3 separate regions of the Homo sapiens genome follow, and all the other regions are linked to region 3. Evidence: read pairs that join two places in POLR2A ChIA-PET (ENCODE). Cell type or tissue: OCI-LY7. All regions are shown on one strand.

Region 1 (2,500 bases), 390 kb before region 3:
TACTGATTCAGAACACCCCACCATTGACTGCTTTTTCCCTCCAGTGACAGAGAGACCTTCCAGATGCTCAGCTTGGTTTAAGACATAGGAAAGCCCAAGGTCTTAAAACACTTCCTTAAATAGAAGCATTGAGCACTGCATTTAGGCAAGTTCTTCCTCAGGAGTGATGTAACAAGGTCAGCAGTAAAGCACAGAATGAGGCTTCCCAGTTGTCCCAGACCTCTCACCAGATATTGTCAATGTCTCTGGTTACTTCACATTCCCCTTAGAGGATTTCAAGGATTAAGGGAAACTGCCCTAAAATAAGATTATCTTATCTGTATCTGCCCTTATCCCGTATGGCCACTTCCTTTCTGTTAAGACTTTGGAACATAAATTGGTAAGAGTGTGTGTGTGTGTGTGTGCACCCTCCCCTTAGTCACTAAATGTTGTATTTGGTGTCATCACTGGGGTTGGCCTCACCCCCAGCCCCCACCTCCCCTCAGTTATATTTGGAAGGAACATCTGGAAGCTGAAGAAAAAAATGCTGAGGACCCCTGTGTAGAGACAGGCTAGACTTTGTGCCACTGAAGGAATTGTGTTAATGGAATTTACCCAGTTTTCTCCTAACTCCAACTGGTCCTGCTCGGTAGTTAAAGAGATCTGAGCTGAGGGCAGAGTTACCCCAGATATAGTTCCCTGGTTTCCCAGAAGCACACAGCCAAGTAGCCAAGGATCCTTGAAGTGAGGGGGAAGCTTAAAGTTTGGACCAAGTACCTTGAGTGAACGCCAATATCTGAAACCTGGGCCATGATATTAGGAAAGATCTAGGGGCTGAGGGCTCCTCAGGCCCCCATTAGACTTCTGAATGGAGACTTCCAGGCAGAAATTAGATAATTGTTGATGTTTTTGATGTAGTTACAGTGAGAATGGACCTAAAAATTTTTTAATTGATGTGACTCTACCTGCATGATTGATCAAAAAAAGAGGAAGTTAGATTAGGATGAAAAAATGAAAGTTTTAATGACTTCTCTATATTTTCTTAAAAAATTTAGTTACACATATAGCACACAAAGACATTTGCATGAACTTACTCAAAGTGTAAGACAACGTTACAGTTCCTCTTTACCTCTGTCACCTCCTCCCCAACCCCCCACTCCCTCACACACAAACACCCAGAGGGGATCTTGAATCAAAGGTATGTGTCTGCCCAGGCCTTTTTCATGTGTATTTACAAATATGTCACACTATTACTTTTAAGAAGGATTTCTGTTTTAATGTTTATGAAACAATCTTCCTCTTTTCATATTTGAACCTGTAGCTTCAGAAAAAAAAAAAGAGAGAGAGAGACCAGGCGCGGTGGCTCATGCCTGTAATCCCAGCACTCTGGGAGGCCGAGGTGGGCGGATCACCTGAGGTCAGGAGTTCAAGACCAGCTTGGCCAATTTGGTGAAATCCCATCTCTGCTAAAAATACAAACATTAGCTGGGCGTGGTGGTATGCTCCTGTAATTCCAGCTACTCCGGAGGCTGAGGCAGGAGAATTTCTTTGTTCGTTTGTTGTTTGTTTGTTTGTTTGTTTGTTTGTTTTGAGATGGAGTCTCGCTCTATCGCGCAGGCTGGAGTGCAGTGGAGCGATGTTGGCTCACTGAAAGCTCCACCTCCCGGGTTCATGCCATTCTCCTGCCTCAGCCTCCCGAGTAGCTGGGACTACAGGCACCCGCCACCACGCCCAGCTAATTTTTTTTTGTATTTTTCGTACAGACAGGGTTTCACCGTGTTAGCCAGGATGGTCTCGATCTCCTGACCTCGTGATCCACCCGCCTCAGCCTCCCAAAGTGCTAGGATTACAGGCGTAAGCCACCGGGCCCAGCCAAGGACAATTTCTTGAACCCGGGAGGTGGAGATTGCAGTGAGCAAAAATAGGGCCACTGCAGTCCAGCCTGGGTGACAGAACCAGACTTCGTCTCAAAAAAAAAAAAAAAAAAGAGTGGAGTCCTTGGAACTATATGGTTTGGTGAAGCTAACTGAATTTTAAAACAGAGTTCAGAGGTCAGGGTCTTGGAAGCACTTTTCTATTTGGAAGAACTTGCTTTCTAAGTCGAACATCAAAAATTCAGTACTATTTTTGTAACTTCCTGTGAGTCTATAATTGCTTCAAATCATAAAAAATAATAATGTTTTAAAAACCGGCATGTGGTTCAGCATCTTTTCCAGGGCTCTGCAGTTCTGGATGCCTATGCCGAGATGGAACTTACATCAGCTTGGGTCTCTGGGCAACCGTGATGAGCAGAACCTCATTGGCCACCCACAACATATATGTGGCAGACGTGAGAAATAAGCTTTGTTGTGTTAAGCAAAAGCAATAACGAAAACAGCAACAAATGCACAAACTGGCTTCTGTCAGTTGTGTGTCTTCTCCCTTTCCTATCTCTGTCTCTGTCTCTCTCCCTCTCTTGGCTCACTCACTTTGGGGGAAGCCGGCTGCCGCCTTGTGAACACACCAGGCAGCTTGTGAGGAG
Region 2 (2,500 bases), 51 kb after region 3:
GGAGTCACTGACATATGTTTGGCAAGAACATTGTTCTGGCAGTCATTAAAATGCAGAAAAAATAAAGTTTTCAGAACAAAGTGAGCTTTTTGATGAACAGATTTGACTAGACACTCACTCTAAAGATTCAGTGATTTCTCTTCCAGCATCTCACCAAATAATCAAAACTTTTCAGATAGGCTGTGATTACTAATAAAGTAGGGGTTTGGCAGCCCGGCCACCTATTTTTGTAAATAAAGTTTTATTGGAACACAGTCATGCTCGTTCATTTACATATTGTCTATGGCTGCTTTTGTGTGAAGACAGCAGAGTTGAGAAATTGCAACAGAGACATTGTATCTCACAAAACCTAAACACTGCAGTATACCACAAATATCTTTCTAAAGTAAATTCATTAAAATAGCTATTATTAAGATACTTTCGAATTACAGTCTCAGGCTTGACAAAACCTAACCAATCACATTGCAAGGAGAGATAGTACAGAAAGGGAGGAAGGGGCATGTGGGGGGTGTTGTCACAAAAATTGCAGGAATACAACCATTATTGGCCCTATTAGATGGACTTCTCTCAAGCCACAGTTAGGTTATACAAACAGGTGAGCCAGTAGTCATAAAGCATTTACAACAAAGTCAAGCTCTACTGAGCTTTGCCCATCTGTTTTTCTGTAGCCCATTCATTAATCATATTCCTTATGAGTCACCCGATTCCTTTGCCAGAACCACAGTTATGTTTCAAGAATATTAGAACTCACAGCCAGGCAGACAGACGCTCTGGGCTTGACATTCATCTTTCAAAGTGTCAGTGTCTTTATAAAGCGACCACCAGGGATGGGCGTGGTGGCTCACGCCTGTAATCCCAGCACTTTGGGAGGCTGAGGTGGGTAGATCACGAGGTCAAGAGATTGAGACCATCCTGGCCAACATGGTGAAACCCCATCTCCACTAAAAAGACAAAAATTAGCTGGGCCTGGTGGCGCAGGCCTGTAGTCCCAGCTACTCGGGAGGCTGAGGCAGGAGAGTCGCTTGAACCCAGGAGGCGGAGGTTGCAGTGAGCCGAGATCATGCCATTGCACTCCAGCCTGGCGACAGAGCAAGACTCCATCTCAAAAAGAAAAACAAAAAACAAAAACAAAAAAACCACCAGGTGCTCTCTGAAGTCACTCCCAAGTTGGACACTGTGACTGTGAGTTGGTGGTTGTGGTGCTGCTTATGCGACAGTAGTTGTGGCAACTAGTGGCACAGCTTCTACAAACCAAATGCAGCCACTGCTCAGGCCTGCAGACCCTAGTTCAGCTCGTTGGAGGGAGGCCCTAGGCCTCAAGCTCTGGTAACTCTCACCCTACTGAAGGAACAAGGTGCCTGGCTGGTGCCTCACTCAGTGAGGCCACAGATGGGAAGATGACAAAATGGTGTGCCACCAGCTTGTCCTAAAAACAGACAGGAAGTTTGTCTTGGCAGGAAGTGGTTCTGTACACTCAAGTTATTAGCAGTATAATTCTGGGTGGTAGGAAGGCCAGTGGTTTTATTTTTTTTTCATCGATGCACATTTTCTGCAGTGCTATGTATTAACTGTATAAAAAAAAAACAACCCAGAAATGATAAAAGGTGTTTTTCAAAGGACCCCAGTCCCATTTCTAAGGCAAATAATGGGCCTGGGGTCCTTTGAAAAACACCTTCAATCATTTCTTTTTGATGGGGGAAGACAGATCACCAGACTTTGCAGCCGCACACTCCCCATTTGGAACGCTGACTACTTTTACCCCTTCAAATCTAGCCTTGATGCTTGTTTTTAAGACACCTCCCATGCACAAAAGCATTACTGGGTGATTTGCCTTGGGCCCGCCTCCTTCACCCCAGGCCTGCTCTGGCCAAACCTTTTGTTTGGGAACAGTTTGATTTTGCTATGGCAAGGACTCCAAAACCTGCCTTGCCATTAGGAACACCTGAAGGAGTTGAATGCAAAATATTATTTCCAGGGGTCCAGACCAGTTTAGTAGCTGAGGAGCAGGATCTGAATAGCTGCCTTTTGAAATTCTCCAAGTGTTTTTGATGATCAGCCCCATTTCGGACCAGATCCTTGTGGAACAACCGCCAGCACCTGGGTCTGATCTCGCTGGGAAGGTAACCCCAGGCTCACGCTGGGCCTCATGGAAGGCAACAAGATGGACACGGCAGAGAGATTCATGGATTACCTCTTGTTCATCACGTTGTTTTCTTTTCTCCAAAGCTGTTTTTCTTCTTTTAATTTTCTTCATTGGTTAAGACCCTGAACTCTGAAACCATTCTGCCTATGTCCAGAACTTGCCTCTGCCACTTTCTAGTTGTGAGAATCAAGGCAAGTTTCTTAATCTCTCTGTGCCTCAAGCTCCCTTATCTGTACAATAAGGATCCTAGTAGTATCTACTCCACAGAACTGTCAGGAGGATTAGATGAGTAAATATAAAAAGTGCTTAGAAGAGTGCCCTGCATATGGTAAAGATAACTAAGGGTGGCTATTTTTT
Region 3 (2,500 bases):
CCTGATCCACTGTGTATGTCATTACAGAGGAAGACACTGAGGCTCAGAATGCTCAGAGAATAACTAATGCAAAGATAATAAGTGATAGCACTGGGATTCAAACCCACTCTGAAGCCACAGCCTGTGTCTTTTCCTGGGATCTAATTATGTCACCAAAGTGTGGGGGTTGGGAGGGAAAGGAAGAAATAAGTAAATAAAATATTAACTTGCCATTGAGTTCCTTTGCTAGAATTCACACGAAATTAAATGAATCTACAGTTTCTTTTCCTTCTTCCCAAATAAATATTTTTGAAGTTGGCATCCACAGAGCTTTATTTTATCTGTAGCCATAGCTAACACAGTTTTACACCAAGGATCAGGATAGTAGTTTGTCAGCAAGCAGAGGCAGTGAAGTCAATATTTCTCAAATAAGTTCACTATGTGTCCCTCATATCTGATCTGACTCACCCTTCCTGGCAGATGCATGCCTCTCTTAATGGCCTTTATCTTCTGGCTGCCATAAGCAGATGAGAACAAAGTAAGCTGGGTGAATTCACAAGGTTTTTGGATTGACCTTGATCAAGTGAGCATGGCTGATTTTGCTTATGACACATGGATGCTGTTTTGTTTTGTATTTTAGTTGTTTGTTTGTTTGTTTGTTTTTTGTAGCAACATGGTCTTGCTTTGTTGCCCAGGCTGATCTTGAGCTATTTTTAATTTAAGTAAACATTAGTTACCTTTCGCCTATAACCACAATGCTTCTCCCCACTTCCCCTAAACCCAATATGTCAATAATAAGCTTCTGTGTGCCCAAATAAAAGTGAAAAGTCTGACATTATTAATGGCATTTATTTACCTCTCTCAGAGTGGTAAGATAATATCAGCAGGTACTATAAGGCTATCACAGTTTAGAGTAAATAGACCCTTTGCCCTCTCAATGCATTTGAGGAAAACTAAAGTTAATTCAGAGCATGGACTTGGCTCTACGGAAACAGGATACATAGATGCAAACCTCCCTTCTGGCACACACTCTGTAACCTCGGGCAAATTACACCTGTGTTTCAGTTTCTTCATCTGTGGAATGCAAATAGCAGCATCTAACTCATAGGCTCATAGGCTTGTAGTGAGAGTTGAAGTTTATATCAGAATATGCATGGTACATAATTAAGTGCTATGATGTTAGCCATTGATTTCAATTTAAACACAAAGAATAAATGACATGCTTTGCCTGTAAAATAGGTGCCTAAAACGGCGATACATTGGGCATACTGGTATATAATTTGGATCGGTTTCTATTTCTCAATCAATAAAGTCAAGTTTCTAGCAGAGGAGGGTATTGAGTCAGAGCTAAAGCACTCCAGCTTGTACAAAGGGAAAGGGATACTTTGTTCCTTTTTGAGACGGAATCATCTGGGCAAAGAAAAAGAGAGAACTTCATTCAGAGGGCTACCAGCTGTTCTTCCCAGTTTCTCAATTTTGAAGAGCACAGGCCATAAGAACCCTGGCTAGTGAAGGGTGGTTAAAGAGAATTAGGCCCTTCTGATGACCAATCCAAAAGCTGGGAATCACTGAAGGTCTTTGGTGAGCAATTTGGCACAACTGGTGAATCATTCTGGCTGCTGTAAATGAAACAGATACCAAGACGTTGAAGACAGTGGCAGAGGCTGCAGAAAACATCACAGCAGCCAAAGCCCAAAATAAGTCAGTCCCAGCATTTTGACAGTATATACAGAAAAAGGGAATAGCTGTTATCAGTTCTTTTATTAGGGGGAAAATATCAGTCTTAGAAACAACCTGATGAGAAAGACTTAAAAAGATACAAAAAAGTAAGGTAGGAGGCTTAAGACCAAGGGAAAAATAATGCAACCACTAAGAAAGGTAAAAGATGGGGAAATGAACGATTGTCAGTTTAAAAAAAAAAAATTCATCAATGCTCCTTGGGAAAATGGCTGATTTCAGGGTTTCAGGTCGGGAGCAGCAGACTATGGACAAGATGCACTTAGAATATCTTGCGTCAGAAAAGTAAGAAAGGTATTTGAGTTTACTGGCCATTTAAAAAGTATACAGGAGACAAAGATAAACCAAGCACCAAAAAGGATATTGACTGAAGTGACAGAAACAAATACATTAAGATTCATAAGTTCTTAATGACACTTAAAAAAGAAAAACTCACTGGTTCTCACTGGAGATTGTTAAAGCACCAAATCATTACTCTGATAGTTGGTAAAAGGAAAAAATTAAGACTTTTCCCTGTCTATCCTGCACATTGTGAATTTCAGGAGACCTAAATAATTTATGAGGGAAAGTTCTTTACAGACCGAATTCCAATTAATAAATGCAAGAAGAATGATGGATTTAGATCATCACCATTTTGCAACCCCTAATGAAAAGGATCTAGGCTACAACGATCTGTGATACTAAAATCATTAAGTAGAAGACAGACAGCTAAGTGACACTACCTAAACTCACGAATCAATCTTTCCATCTCAAAAAGAGAGATATCCAGACATTATGCGTCTCA

What was found. Peaks named below come from ENCODE experiments on the same cell type or tissue, not always from the same donor. Only the 100,000 strongest peaks of a DNase experiment are listed, where the experiment ranks them.
Region 1: POLR2A ChIA-PET joins it to region 3 with 5 read pairs; 1 of 35 experiments calls an interaction of 5 or more read pairs at or near these places.
Region 2: POLR2A ChIA-PET joins it to region 3 with 7 read pairs; 3 of 35 experiments call an interaction of 5 or more read pairs at or near these places.

Annotation. Positions count from the first base shown.
Region 1 is chr7:21,965,368-21,967,867 of GRCh38, forward strand. No RefSeq gene overlaps it. Among named protein-coding and RNA genes, the nearest start is that of CDCA7L, 21 kb to the left of the region's middle. In OCI-LY7, no CTCF peak of the experiment used is centred here; DNase peaks (open chromatin) are centred at 121 and 1,114; H3K4me3 peaks cover 2,455 bases; H3K27ac peaks cover 2,500 bases.
Region 2 is chr7:22,401,125-22,403,624 of GRCh38, forward strand. No RefSeq gene overlaps it. Among named protein-coding and RNA genes, the nearest start is that of RAPGEF5, 45 kb to the left of the region's middle. In OCI-LY7, no CTCF peak of the experiment used is centred here; DNase peaks (open chromatin) are centred at 667 and 1,417; H3K4me3 peaks cover 1,138 bases; H3K27ac peaks cover 1,738 bases.
Region 3 is chr7:22,350,522-22,353,021 of GRCh38, forward strand. All of the region lies in intron 1 of RAPGEF5 (Rap guanine nucleotide exchange factor 5), which reads right to left. Among named protein-coding and RNA genes, the nearest start is that of RAPGEF5, 5.4 kb to the right of the region's middle. RefSeq lists a silencer at 331-460 and enhancers at 1,251-1,360, 1,651-1,700. In OCI-LY7, no CTCF peak of the experiment used is centred here; DNase peaks (open chromatin) are centred at 480 and 1,030; H3K4me3 peaks cover 2,500 bases; H3K27ac peaks cover 2,500 bases.